Linked DNA regions of Homo sapiens: region 2 is linked to region 1. The links are chromatin contacts, found by Hi-C or POLR2A ChIA-PET in ENCODE. All regions are on one chromosome and are shown on one strand. The core of a region is the stretch at or near the end of the contact, and the rest is flanking DNA. Distances in the headings are between cores, read along the strand shown. Region 1 holds the start of ZNF429 (zinc finger protein 429). Region 2 holds the start of ZNF681 (zinc finger protein 681).

Region 1 (6,795 bases), core at 2,881-5,380:
ATCTTCAGTAAGATCCTCCCAGTTCCCTTCCACCTTAACTGTAACTGTATCTGCCTGTGGGTTCCCAGCTTTCCAGGGCTCTGTAGCTTCTCTCAGGATAAAGCCTCCTTCCATGGCTGGGGTGAGCAGGCAGGGACACCTGCAGGGGAGGCTCCCCAGAAAGAACTAACTGGATCTTAAATAACCTTCTTTTGCAGGCTCAATATTAGCCTTAGCTTGGAGTCACTGGGCTCAAGTTTTAATTTCCGTGTCAGAGTTATTCACTTGGTCTTTGAAACTAAGTGTTCGAAAAATCCAGCAAAATTACTCAATGTTCATATAAAACAAGGCAATTTTACAATGCTTACATTTCATACCTCAATAAGAAAAGCAAAAGTATCTATTCCTTTATAAATGTATTATTTTATTATTTCCATTAAAAAATCATGTAGTAGGCCGGGCAAGGTGGCTCATGCCTGTAATCCTAGCACTTTAGGAGGGGCAGATTGCCAGAGCTCAGGAGTTCGAGACAAGCCTGGGCAACACGGCGAAACCCTGTCTCTACTAAAATACAAAAATAGGCTGGCGCGACAGTGTGCGCCTGTAGTTCCAGCTACTCGGGAGGCTGAGGCAGGAGAATTGCTTGAACCCAGGAGGCAGAAGTTGCAGTGAGCCAAGATCGCACCACTGCACCCCAGCCTTGAGCAAGACTCCATTTCAAAAAAAAAAAAAATGTAGTAAACAATTAGTCATATGGGAACACTTCTAGGAGGCACCAAGTTTCATCTAAAAAATACAGCATTAAACTCTGAAATAAAGATAACAGGATATAGAACAGAGATATTCACTGTCAGAAATTTATCCTGCAAAAACAACTGATGTTTTCATGAATTCATGTAACTCACCTATTATCTACAACATTTTCTTCTGGAAATGCATTCATTTTCTACAGCCAAAATGGAAGAGATTTTTCCCTATTCTTTTCCTTGGTAGCATTCCAAAATCTAAGCCTTGGAATTCTGTTTGAAATCACCCAGCCATAAAAAAAAAAAAGCCTGAGAAAATTTCTAAACTCACTCTAAGAAAGAAAAAGGTACATGAGAATTTTTAACAAAAAAAAAAGATAGATTTTTCTGAAGCCCACCTCTTTTATGCGCTTTGTAAATATTTTCTTACCTTTCAAGCTCTACTAAAAAATTGCAATTTAGAGTTAAAAAACTGAAGTCAATATAAGTGAACAAATCTTTTCAAAGTGACAAACCCAGGGAGTGGCAGTGCTGATAAGAAAACAGATGTGTCCGACTCATGTGTCAAGTTCAATCACTTGAGAGATTCTCCTACCCATCCCGCTCACTTAAGTCACTTAAGTACTCAATAACCACCCTCTCAGGAGACTGCTCTATGTTCCAGTAAGTGTCCCAAGTGCATTTTACTTTGCAATTTCTCGCCTCATCTCACCGGGGTCAGGGTTTCTTTTGTCTTTTGAGATATCACCTTTTTTTTTTTTTTCAGATGGAGTTTCACTCGTGTTGCACAGGCTGGAGTGCAATGGCACGATCTCGGCTCACCGCAACCTCCGCCTCCCGAGTTCTTCTGCCTCAGCCTCCTGAGTAGCTGGGATTACAGGCATGCACCACCACGCCTGGTTAATTTTCTGTTTTTAGTAGAGACGGAATTTCATCATGTTAGCTAGGCTGGTCTCGAACTCCTGACCTCAGGTGATCTGCCCACCTTGGCCTCCCAAAGTGCTGGGATTACAGGCGTGAGCCACCGTGCCTGGCAGAGATACTAGTCTTTTTTCACAAATTGTAGAGAATCAAGGGGTCAGAAATTATTTGTTTTCAACTCAATACCAGCATTTGATTGGGTGACCAGCAATGTGGCCCAAAGAAAGGAAAGTCGGGCTGGGTGAACACAGTCTTAACATCTGAAGGGGTTAGCTTTTCAAACGAAAAGTACACCAGGAGATTCCTCTCAGCCCCAGGGAATACACCTGCTCCCTTCAGAGGCTACACTCCATACCACAGGTTGTCCTATGGGAGAAAATGACCCAGGAATTAATATTCATTAGACAGTCTTGCAGACATAGCCATGACTGATATCTTGGTTTATTCACAGACAGTACTGGAACCCAGGACCAGGAAAAAAACTAAAGGGTGGCTGAGGACACATCACCCCACAAAAATTCCAAGAAAAACCTTGATGCCAAAACATTCTCATAAAATCTCTATGCCTAGGGAAGATAAAAGGAAAAGAGACAAAGATTTTTTTACAATACAGTGTCAGAAGATTATTCCTTGCTTTCTTCTTATGGAAAATATTTATAAACAGAAAACAAATCTTTTTAAATGTGCCATCCAATGCTTTGTCAAAAAATGTTTAATTAAAATACAGTATCAAAAATGTACACTAAAGGACAAATAGTTAATAGTGTGAATTAGGGAGTAGTGGGAGTTGGCATTTGGGATTGTCAGGAGGAAATGGAAATTTTGTATTTTACTGCAAGCCAGAGTTAGGCTGGAGGAATGGGGGGCGTGGGAGTAGATTTGAGACCCTGCTTAGGACACCTGTGAAAAATGCAGGGGAAGATCAGTTTTGTGTAGGGAGTGAAAATAGTTAAGTGGTAGGCAATTCGACTGAGGTGGCTGTAGTCCCTGAATTCCTACTTTTAAAAGATCTAACTCAAGCCGGGAGCCGTGGCTCACGCCTGTAATCCCAGCACTTTGGGAGGCCGAGATGGGCGGATCACCCGAGGTCGGGAGTTCAAGACAAGCCTGACCAACACGGAGAAACCCCGTCTCTACTAAAAATACAAAATTAGCCGGGCGTGGTGGTGCCTGCCTATAATCCCAGCTACTCAGGAGGCTGAGGCAGGAGAATTACTTGAACACGGAGGCGGAAGGTGCAGTGAGCCGAGATCGCGCCACTGCAGTCCAGATTGGGCAAGAAGAGGGAAACTCCATCTCAAAAAAAAAAAAAAAAAAACAAAAAACTAACTCAAATGCTTTTTTTTTTGTAAATTACTACACTGGGGAAAACAAATACAGGGTTAACTATTAACTGGAATTAAGCTCTGATTACATAACCAGGAAATTTTGTAAGCTGAAGATGGAAATTAAGAAACTACGTAACCCTACCTAACCAATAACTGAATTTGCGTTTTTGTACCATGCGCAAAGTCTTTCCTTCAAGCTCCTCCAAAGGACCACAAACTACATCCCACAGCTGGGTGCTTTACAATTTTAGAACCACTCTTTAATTAAATTCTTTAATATTTTGCAGTGACTCCCCTTTTTTTTTTTTTTTTTTGTTTGAGATAGTCTCATTGTGTCAACCAGCCTGGAGTGCAATGGCACAATCTTGGTCTCCTGGGTTTAAGCGATTCTCGTGCCTCAGCCTCCCACATAGCTGGGATTACAGATGCCTGCCACCACATCCGGCTAATTTTTGTATTTTTAGCAGAGAGGGGGTTTCACCATGTTGGCCAGGCTGTTCTCGAATGCCGGACCTCAGTGATCTGCCCGCCTCCCAGCAAACTGCTGGGATTACAGGCATAAGCCACCGCGCCCGGCCACTCCCATAGATTTTTAATAGGAGAGAATGGGAACTGGGAACCCCACGGACCAAAGCTCTTCCCGCTCATGAACCCGCATCCCGAGTCACTATTCTCACCTGACGCCCCTCCCATGGTTCTTGCACAATCTGGGAGAGACTGCGGAATTGCGCGTGCAGAGCTCCCCAGACAGGGCTACACGTCAGGCACAGTCACTGCGGAGGGAAGACAGGACGCCCGGGGCCCGGCTGTCAGCACAGTCGCCATCTTATGGCTGAAGGGGACTGAAGCCGAGCTGGGCAAGGAGAATTCCGGGCGCAGATTGTGGAGCTGACTGCCGGGAGACCTAAGTCCGCCACGGCCACTTCTCACGGTTCCGACCAGCCCCTCCCCCTCTCTGGGGATGTCAGACTCGGCACTCTCACCATTTCTAGGCTTCCAGGGGGTCCTGGAGTCTTAGCTGTGTATCTCCCAATATCTGCGGGTCACAGGGCCACACAGGCTGGGCCTCTAAGAACAAAGGACACAGAAATGAAGACGAGACCTGGAGCTCTGGCTGCAGCAAGAGCCAAACGCCCCGCCATATTCCGGAAACCGTCCTGTCGCTCCAGCTGCGTGCCTGATTGGATAATGTTTAAGACCCGCCCTCTCAGGCCCTGAGTGACAGAGGGTGATCAGTTGCTGGGCAGAATGAAGCGTGACAGCCTAGCTGCAGCCTTTTCAGGCAGGCTTTCCTCCGAGCTGAGCCAGGCCCACCCTAGAGGGTGTTTGCATTGAACCTTGTGTGTAAGGTCATATGCATTTATAAATATACTATATGGCTAGTCACAAATGAAAAGAATATAATAACAATTACTTTTAAATTTTAGCTTTTATCACCTTCCTAGCTTCTGGTCCTTTGAGCAGGCAGCCTGAGATTTTAAAAAGGAGGCAGTCCTCTGAAATAAAATGTGAGCCACATGTGAATTTTTAATTTTCCAGTAGCCAAACTTTAAAAAGAAACATGAAACACGTGGAATTGATTGTAATAATGTAACTAACCCAATATGTTTAAAGTATTATAATTTTAATATGTGAGCAATGTGAAAGGAAAATATCTTGGGCCCCCAAAATTACTAAGGAAAACTCAAGCTGGGAACTAAAGGCCAATCAGAAACTCAAAAGAATTTGAGTCCACCTATCTGTGACCTGGAAGCTCCCTCCAGCTTCGTGTCTTCCTGCCTTTGCTTCAAGTTGTCCCACCTTTTCAGACTGAACCAATGTACTTCTTACATATATTGATTGATGTCTCATGTCTCCCTAAAATGTATAAAACCAATATGTTCCCTGACCACCTTGGGCAGGTGTCCTCAAGACTTCCTGAAACTATGTCATAGGCGTGTTCTCAACCTTGGCAAAATAAACTTTCTAAATTAACTGATGTCTCAGATTTTCTGGGGTCACAGCAATATGTAATTATTAAGGCACTATATATATTTTTGGAACTAAATCTTCGAAACCAACTCTGTATTTTACTTTTCTAGCAAATTGCAGTTCAGACCAGGCACATTCCAGGCACCCAGGAGCCACACATGGCCAACAGCCACCACGTTGAAGTGCAGCTCTGATGTCAGGTGGGTGGAGGCCCTGAACATCCCTTTTCTGCCAGAGGTGAGGAGACAGCCTCTCTCTACTAACATCTATCTTCGGTTCTGAGGGTGCGATAGATAGTGGCCATAGCAAGGGCAGAGGGCAGCACAAATAAAATAACCACAGGTAGACCACTCTTTGCCACCTGTTGTCCACCTTTCATCCAGAGATCAGACAGTGAACAAAAAATTCTGGGGCCACAGGAGACAGGAGAAGAAAACTCTATGTCTTTGGGTCTGTCCACAGTCTTAACCTCTAACTTTAAGATATGAAGAAGGCCGGGCGCGGTGGCTCACGCCTGTAATCCCAGCACTTTGGGAGGCCGAGGTGGGCGGATCACGAGGTCGGAAGATCGAGACCATCCTGGCTAACACGGTGAAACCCTGTCTCTACTTAAAAAATAGAAAAAATTAGCCGGGCGTGGTGGCGAGCGCCTGTAGTCCCAGCTACTCTGGAGGCTGAGGCAGGAGAATGGCTTGAACCCGGGAGGCAGAGCTTGCAGCGAGCCGAGATCGCGCCACTGCACTCCAGCCTGGGGGACAGAGCGAGACTCCGTCTCGGAAAAAAAAAAAAAAAAAAAAAAAAAAAGATATGAAGAAAATAAATTAAAGGCAAACTTATTTTGCTGTTTGGCCTTGGCTCTAATGGTCAGGCTGTGGTTATCTGTTTTTTTCCTGTGGTGTGGGGTACTGTGTGAGTATAAGCACCAATCACACACATACATGTCTACCTGTATTTCTGCATTACTCAACATTGTCTTAGGAGACATCCAACTTCAAATCGGGAAAAAAAGAAAAGAAAAGTCAGTATCTTTAGGGTGTCCACTGTCAGAAGGTAACTAGTAATCAACCTGTCATTAAATCCTGGCATTCCATCTGCACAGGGTGCATGTATTAGTTAGCTATTGCAGCATAACAAACCATCCAAAACTTATTTGCTCGTAATTGAGATGGTCAGCCATTTAGGCTGGGCTCAACTGAGGTCCTTCAGACATGTATCATCAGCTGCCTTTTCACTATTTTTATTATTATTTGGGAAATTATTGTATTATTATTTATTATTATATTATTATTATTTGGGAAAATAGCTGTGGGATGATTTTAGAAAATCAAAGCTCAATAACATTATTTATTTTCATCATAAAAAATTTGAAAATTTGTAAAAGAAGAAAACTTTAGAAAAATTAAATTTAACAGTTTAAATGAGCAAATCATGATTTGCAAATCGGGTAACCTATGGATCCAGAGTAGGCTCAGAGAGACTCCAACACAGCCACATGTTGGTAAAATTTTTATGAACCAGAAAAGCAAAATGACATACAGAAAATGGAAGTGAGGTACAGAAACAGCCAGATTTATTACAGCTTAAGATATGTCCCATTTGAACATTAAGTTTACTATGTAAAAAAACAAAAAACAAAAAACAAATCCTATTAGCCAAAATTAAACATAAGAGGGAAGCTTTAGGCTACAACTAATTTAACAATTTCTCCCTTTTGTCATCTTCTCAAGTTTGAGACCAAAACTTTAGACATTAATATCACTTTGTCACCATCAAAAATGTACTTATTTAGACTCGAATCTCACTGTGAAACAGCAGAACTGTGGGTTTGTAAAGTGGAAATAAAAACTTCA
Region 2 (7,585 bases), core at 966-3,465, 2.3 Mb before region 1:
GTACACACACACACACATATATATATACACACACACAAACATATATATATATACACATATATACCCTATATATATGTGTATATATATATACACACATATATTTATACACCCTATATATATAATCAAAATAATATGTATGTTTGCCAGGCATGGTAGCTTACACCTGTAATCCCTGCATTTTGGGAGGCCGAGGTGGGCAGATCACCTGAGGTCAGGAGTTCGAGACCAGCCTGCCCAAAATGGTAAAACCCCAACTCTGCTAAACATACAAAAATTAGCCCAGTGTGGTGGCACGCATCTGTAATCCCAATTATTCAGGAGGCTGAGGCAGGAGGATTGCTTGAACCTGGGAGGCAGAGGTTGCAGTGAGCCGAGACTGCACCATTGCACTCCAGCCTGGGCAACACAGCAAGACTCTGTCTTAAAAAAAAAAAAATATATATATATATATATATATGTTGAAAGAAATTTAAGCACAGAAGAAAAGTGAAAGACTATGGTGGGGAATGTGATAAAAGGTGAGTGTGGCTGCTACAGCTCGGTGAGATTTGGTTTCCATCTTAAGGAACTGCCCTCCCACACTGAAACCACAACCCAGCACATGCCAATTCTCACACTATTTATACTTTGCACAAAGACAGCAGAAGGAGGTCAACATCATCGTTCATGACATGGAAGTCTATTCCCCACTGAGACATTTTAAAAATGTTATTGTCTTAAGCCCTCTTCCTTCTAATAAAGCCTATACAAATACACCCATACAAGCCTGAAACTACTCAAAATTAAAAATCAGGCTTTTGAAATCCCATAAATAAGAAAACACAAAAACAGCCACTTTGAGGAGAGAGTGGAATGGAGGGGGTTAGGGGGCTCGCTTCACCTCCTGGCCCCATGTGGAGATAGGGATGGAGTCAAGGGAGACCCTGGGAAGTCATTTGTTCTGACTGGGTTTTCCCCCAGCTCCACACTTTGTTAACCATTTCCTGGGAAGAGCTTAGGAACCTCCTGTGCTCTAGTGAGTTAGGGCCTCCCCTCACAGGGTATTGGCAAGGAGAAATTCTGAGACTCTGTGACTGAGAAGCTAGCACAGTGCTTGACAAGTACCTATGGGAACTGTCGTCCTCTGTAACTATCATGTAGCCTTGGAGTGTTGAGATGGCCTGGCCTGGCCTGAGGCTTGGCAAAGCTGTTTGAGGGTCAGCTGCTTTAGGCTCCCACTTTCTCCTCAATCAAAGTGGCTGCTTTTGTGTCTGTTTATTTATGGTTTTAAAAACCTGATATATAGGCCGGGCGCGGTGGCTCACACCTGTAACCCCAGCACTTTGGGAGGCTGAGGCGGGCCAATCACGAGGTCAGGAGTTCAAGACCAGCCTGGCCAACATAGTGAAACCCCGTCTCTACTAAAAATGCAAAAATTAGCCGGGCATGGTGGCACGCACCTGTAGTCCCAGCTCCTCGGGAGGCTGAGGCAAGAGAATCACTTGAACCCAGGAGGCAGAGGTTGTTGTGATCTGAGATTGTGCCACTGCACTCCATCCTGGGCAACAGAGCGAGACTCCGTCTCAAAAAAAAAAAAAAAAAAACCTGATATATAAATAGAAAGTGCAGCTGGAGGTGCCGAGGCTCAGTGTCTAGGGCTGTGCTTCATGGGCTTCCTTGCTGGCATGTGGCCAGGTGAACTCTGGGTGTAAGGTGGCTCCTACCCTGGATCTACAATCCCCACCACCTCTCCCAGGCCTGAGTAACCAACACAACGCAGTGCTAAAGAGCGCGTGAGTGACGGGCATCAAGCCCATCCAGGAAGATTTGAATGCCATCTGGGCTGGGGGCTGTCGGGGTAGGGACTATGGCTGCCAGAAACCAGGACGGTCATAAAAGATGAAATATTAAAATAATTGTTATTATATATATTTTTATTTTTGAATAGCTATCTAGTATATTATTTGAAATGCATGTGACCTTACACAGAAGGTTAAAGGCAAATACCCTGTTGGGTGGGCCTGGCTTAGCTCAGGGAGGGAGCCCTGTCTGAAAACGCTGCAACTTACGTTGTTAGTCTTCATTCAGCAGAGCATCTGATCACATCTTCTGTCACTCAGGACCTGAGGGGTGGGGTTTTAATCATTATCCAGTCAGGGACGCTGGGCTGGGAACTGTCCAATCAGGCATGCAGCTGGAGCAGACAGGGCGGCTTCCGGGATTGGCGGGGCCTTTGTCTCTCCCTTCAGCCCGAGCTCCGGGTCTCGTCTTCACTGCTCTGTGTCCTCTTCTTCTAGAGGCCCAGCCTCTATGGCCCTCTGACCTGCAGGTATTGGCGATCCATAGCTAAGACGCCAGGTCCCCCGGAAACCTAGAAATGGTGAGAATGTCGGGTCCGACATCCCGAGAGAGGGGAAGGGGCTGTGGCGGGACTCAGACCTCGCCGCAGTCAGCTCCACAATTTGCGCCCTGAGTTCTCCTCGCCCAGGCGGCCTCAGTCCACTTGGACCATAAGATGGCGGCTGCGCTGACAGCCAGCCCCCCGGGCGTCCTTTCTCCTCCCTGCTCAGTGACTGTGTCCTGGCCTGCAGCTCTCTCTGGGTGGCTCTGCATCCGCAGCGCCGGGTCTCTCCCAGATTGTGCAGGGACCACGGGAGGGTCGTCAGGGGCGAATCCTGACGGGTGCCGGGTTCATGAATGGGAAGAGCTTTGGTCCGTGGCGTTCCTAGTCTCTCTTTCCTTTCATTAAAAATGTATGAGAGTCAAAAGGCCTGGCGCGGTGGCTCGCGCGTGTAATTCCAGCACTTTGGGAGGCCGAGACAGCCTCCCGAGTAGGTGTAATTACAGACATTTGCCACCACGCCCGGCTAAATTGTTTTCTTTTCATATGGCCATTAGAAAAATAGATGAAGCAGTCATGGTCCCTACAATCCAGGAGCTTTTAGTCTAGCAACTGGATAAATGGTTAAATTAAGCATCATATAATTGGTACAATAAATAGATGTGTGCAGAAAATTTGGGCTCTATTTGTGCCACTTTATATAATTGTGACTTGCGATGTCATCACCTGAAGGGATATTTATAGACAGAAGAATTATTTCTATTTCCATTTCTTTTACCTTGTTAATACATATTTATCTTTTAATAAAATTACCCTAGAAAACCTTTATAAATGTGTTCAAATTGCTTATTAGTATATGTCATATAATTGATAGGGCAGGGTCTAAGAAAGATTAAAATTATACAAACTCTGAGATTTAAGGATTTTTTTTTTAAGGTAAGTTTAGGAAAAACAGAACTGGAAATACCCCAGTGGCATAGAGAACAGAATTCTATATAGAGTCCACTCCCTGCCCCAGTTCTGCTCAGGTTCACCTTTTTGGAGGCCTTATTTAGGTCTGGCCCTACCCTTAAGTCTTGCCTCATAGAACTGATTTTTGGAGATCGGAGTTTTGGCTGGTGAATTCTGCTGCTAGGGCTGGTGCTTACAATTCCTGAAACACAAAAGCAGATAAATTAAAAAAATAAAGTATATATTTTATGGTTATAATTTTTTATTAAAACTAGTGCTTGCATTCTATCTAGCAACTTGTTTTCTATTCTTACAGATCTAGTAGTTGCTCTACAAGTCACAAACAAGTAAACAGACACAATATAAATTTCTCTAAAATACATTAAATTCTTTCCGCATTCCTCTCTGTCTATATTTAGCTTTTATTGTGTATACTTTTTAAAAAAAATCAATGACAGAGAAACAGAAGAAATAAAAATGCCGGGCTTTTCATCTAAATCCTGGGAATTATTAAACAGTACCAGCTCCCAGGGTGTTATAAAAATTAAATTACATAATGTGTTATCCCAGGCACAGTGCCCTGTAACATAATTTTTTTTCTTTTTCTTTTTGTTGTATCTCAGCACTTTTAGCTTGTATAACTTTTATAAGCCAGGTGAGGTGGCTCACACCTGTAATCCCAGCATTTTGGGAGGCTCAGGTAAGTGGATCACGAGGTGAGGAGTTTGAGACCAGCCTGGCAAAGAGACCAGCCTGGCCAACATGGTGAAAGCCCATCTCTACTAAAAATACAAACATTAGCCAGGCATGGTGGCGGACATCTGTAATCCCAGCTACTCTGGAGGCTGAGGTCGGAGAATTGCGTGAACCCACGAGACAGAGGTTGCAGTGACCCGAGATCACGCCATGGCACTCCAGCTTGGGTGACAGAGCGAGACTCCAACTCAAAAAAAAAATAAATTTTTGTATAATTTTTATTATCATTTATTTCTAAGTATAGTCTTTTATAATATATTTTTTTTCTATTTTACTTTAAGTTTCGGGATACAAGTGCAGAACGTGTAGGTTTGTGACATATGTGTACATGTGTCATGGTGGTTTGCTGCACCTATCAACCCATCACCTAGGTTTTAAACCTGGCATGCATTAGCTATTTATCCTAATGCTCTTTCTCTCCTTGTCCCTCCACCCCCCGACTGGCCCTGGTGTGTATGGTTTGTCTCCTTGTGTTTATGTGTGCTCATTGTTCAACTCTTACTAATGAGTGACAACATGCAGTGTTTGGTTTTCTCTTCCTGTGTTAGTTTTCTGAGGATAATAGCTTTCAGCTGCATCCATGGTCCCTGCAAAATACATGATCTCATTCTTTTTTATGGCTGCATAGTATTCCATGGTTGTGTATGTACCACATTTTCTTTATCCATTCTATCATTGATGGGTATTTAGGTTGGTTCCATATCTTTGCTATTGTAAATAGTGATTCAATAACATATGTGTCTTTTTTTGGGGGGGGACAGAGTGTCGCTCTGTCGCCCAGGCTGGAGTGCAGTGGCATCATCTCAGCTCACTGCAAGCTCCGCCTCCTGGGTTCACGCCATTCTCCTGCCTCAGCCTCCCGAGTAGTTGGGACTACAGGTGCCCACCACTATGCCCGGCTAATTTTTTGTATTTTTAGTAGAGACGGGGTTTCACCAGGTTAGCCAGGATGGTCTCGATCTCCTGACCTCATGATCCACCCGCCTCAGCCTCCCAAAGTGCTGGGATTACAGGTTGAGCCACTGCGCCCAGCCACATATGTGTCTTTATAGTAGAATTATTTATATTCTTGTGAGTATATACTCAGAAATGGTATCACTGGGTCAAATGGTATTTCTGTTCCTAGATCCTTGAGGAATCACCACACTGTCTTCCACAATGGTTGAACTAATTTACATTCCCACCAACAGTGTAAAAGCATTCATATTTCTCCTCAGCCTCACCAGCATGTATTGTTTCTTGAATTTTTGATAATCGCCATTCTGACTGGCGATTTATTTAGGTCTGGTGTTATAGATCTAATGCCGCTTTCTTTTCTCATGGTTGGAGAACAAATTAGAGAATGTTCCTGTGTAAAAAAAAATTATTTTATTGGATAATTTCAGTCATTTCTGTAAGTCAGAACCAGTTCTCTTCACTTTCTTATTTTACCTTGAATCAAATTATAAATTCTTTCCATGGCCACTTTCTAAATGTGTATGTGTGTGTGTGTGTGTGTGTGTGTGTGTGTGTGTGTGTGTTTTTCAGGAACCATTGAAATTTAGGGATGTGGCCATAGAATTCTCTCTGGAGGAGTGGCAATGCCTGGACACTATACAGCAGAATTTATATAGGAATGTGATGTTAGAGAACTACAGAAACCTGGTCTTCTTGGGTGAGGATAACTTCAATATACAATTCCTATTATACCCTAAAGGTTTCATTTTTCTTTTTTGTATAATGTTTTTAGGTAATTTATGCTTTGCATAAGTGAGTTTCAGATCCCTGTTTTTATAAAAATCTTAGGGATTCATCTCTGTAGAAAAGAATTTCTTCAAGATATTTCATCTTGACCTGAACTTTCTGCATTCCTGAGCTAATCTGTATTCTTCACTCTAGATTAGAGTGGTAATTCCAGAAGTTTAGTGGCATAAAATATTATTGCTCACACTTTAAAATCTAATTGCCAACACCAGTTTTTGATTTGTTGTACTGGACAGTGAAATTAAGAACTAACAAATTTAAAATATTTTCTAAATATTTAGAAATTTCTTTTATAAATCAGTATTTTGGGATTGATTTACAAGAATATTCTATTTCACCCTCTTTACTGACTACATTGCCATGTTGGTGATTAGACAATATAAGCAAGATTTATGTTATTTACTTTCAATAAAACAGGTATTGTTGTCTCTAAGCCAGACCTGATCACCTGTCTGGAACAAGAAAAAGAGCCTTGGACTAGAAAGAGACATAGGATGGTGGCCGAACCCCCAGGTAGGTGAGAGTGAAAGTGAATACAACAGATAACATAGATGAGCGGTTCAAAGGTCAAAGAAAAAGCTAGTGCTTATAATGTGATTTGGGAAGCTGTATTCCAAAGGAAATAGTTTCTGGAAAGCCAGAGTTTTTCTTTTCTTTTCTTTTTCTTTTGAGAGATGGAGTCTCGCTCTGTCACCCAAGCTGGAGTGCAGTGGAACAGTCTGGGCTCACTGCAACCTCCATCTCCAGGTTCAAGCGATTCTCCTGTCTCACCTTCCCAAGTAACTGGGACTACAGGTGTGTGCCACCACGCCCAGCTAATTTTTGTATTTTTTTAGTAGAGACGGTTTCACTATGTGTTGGCCAGGCTGGTCTCGAACTCCTAACCTCAGGTGATCTGCCCGCCTTGGCCTCTGAAAGTGCTGCGATTACAGGCATGAGCCACGCCACCCTGCCGAGTTTTTCTATTTTGCTCTCACATAAGGGAGTCTTCTGTCTTACGCTTTTAAGTTCTCTCAGGACTCTGCTTTCCCTTCAGTGATCTGCCTTCTAGTTTAGAGTGAGAGCCAAAGTCTCCTTAATGGCATGTAAGAGACTGCACAATCTGACTGCTTTTCCATTGTTTTGGGGGACACACAAATATCTGCATAATTTTGAGAAACTCTGTTAAGTTCTTTTTTTGCATCATCTCTGAAATGTGTGAGAGTAGTAGGTTTTTGTTCATTTTTCTGCATATTCCGTCCTGTTTGTATTACTATAGTCTTCAAATATAGTTTGAAATTATAAAGTATGATGTCGTTCAGCTTTGTTTTTTTTTTCTCAAGATTGCTTTCACTATTCAAAGTTTATTGTAGTTTCATATATAAATTTTAGACTTGTATTTTTCATTACTGTAAAACGCCACTGGAATTTTGATAGGGAGTTTATTGAATCTATAGATCATTTTGAATAACATGGCACTTTTTTTTTTTTTTTTTGAGACAAAGTCTCGCTCTTTCTCCAGGCTGAAGTGCAGTGGCACAATCTCGGCTCACTGCAACCTCTCCCTTCCAGGTTCAAGCTATTATCCTGCCTCAGTCCCTCCGAGTAGCTGGAACTACAGGTGCTCACCACCAGGCCCAGCTAATTTTTGTATTTTTAGTAGAGACAGAGTTTCACCATGTTGGCCAGGATGGTCTCCATCTCTTGACCTCATGATCTGCCTGCCTCAGCCTCCCAAAGTGCTGGGATTACAGGTGTGAGCCACCGTGCCTGGCCAACATGGCACTTTAACAGTATTTATTCTTTCAATCTATAGACATGAAATATTTTTAAATT

Evidence for each region. Hi-C counts contacts between places; a loop is a spot of excess contacts on that map. ChIA-PET counts read pairs that join two places held with the same protein, here RNA polymerase II (POLR2A). Pooled maps may share reads with other maps.
Region 2: a map of CD8-positive, alpha-beta T cell shows a loop between it and region 1 (5-fold over the local background). The contact joins the promoter of ZNF681 here to the promoter of ZNF429 in region 1. A Hi-C loop is called at or near these places in 1 of 168 maps with a recorded cell type or tissue (CD8-positive, alpha-beta T cell) and 6 of 50 pooled maps. POLR2A ChIA-PET finds 5 or more read pairs at or near these places in 2 of 52 experiments (CD4-positive, alpha-beta T cell and activated B cell).

Annotation. Positions count from the first base shown.
Region 1 is chr19:21,502,937-21,509,731 of GRCh38, reverse strand. ZNF429 (zinc finger protein 429) reads right to left here and starts at 4,130. Exons shown (of 4, transcript NM_001001415.4): 1 at 3,958-4,130. The coding sequence starts at 3,960. LINC00664 (long intergenic non-protein coding RNA 664) reads right to left here. Exons shown (of 11, transcript NR_037194.1): 11 at 6,494-6,795. RefSeq lists enhancers at 3,145-3,746, 3,442-3,801, 3,812-4,131, 3,747-4,349.
Region 2 is chr19:23,753,521-23,761,105 of GRCh38, reverse strand. It overlaps ZNF681 (zinc finger protein 681), which reads left to right and starts at 2,215. Exons shown (of 4, transcript NM_138286.3): 1 at 2,215-2,359; 2 at 5,555-5,681; 3 at 6,188-6,283. The coding sequence starts at 2,357. It also overlaps a transcript of RPSA2 not described here. RefSeq lists an enhancer at 2,017-2,535.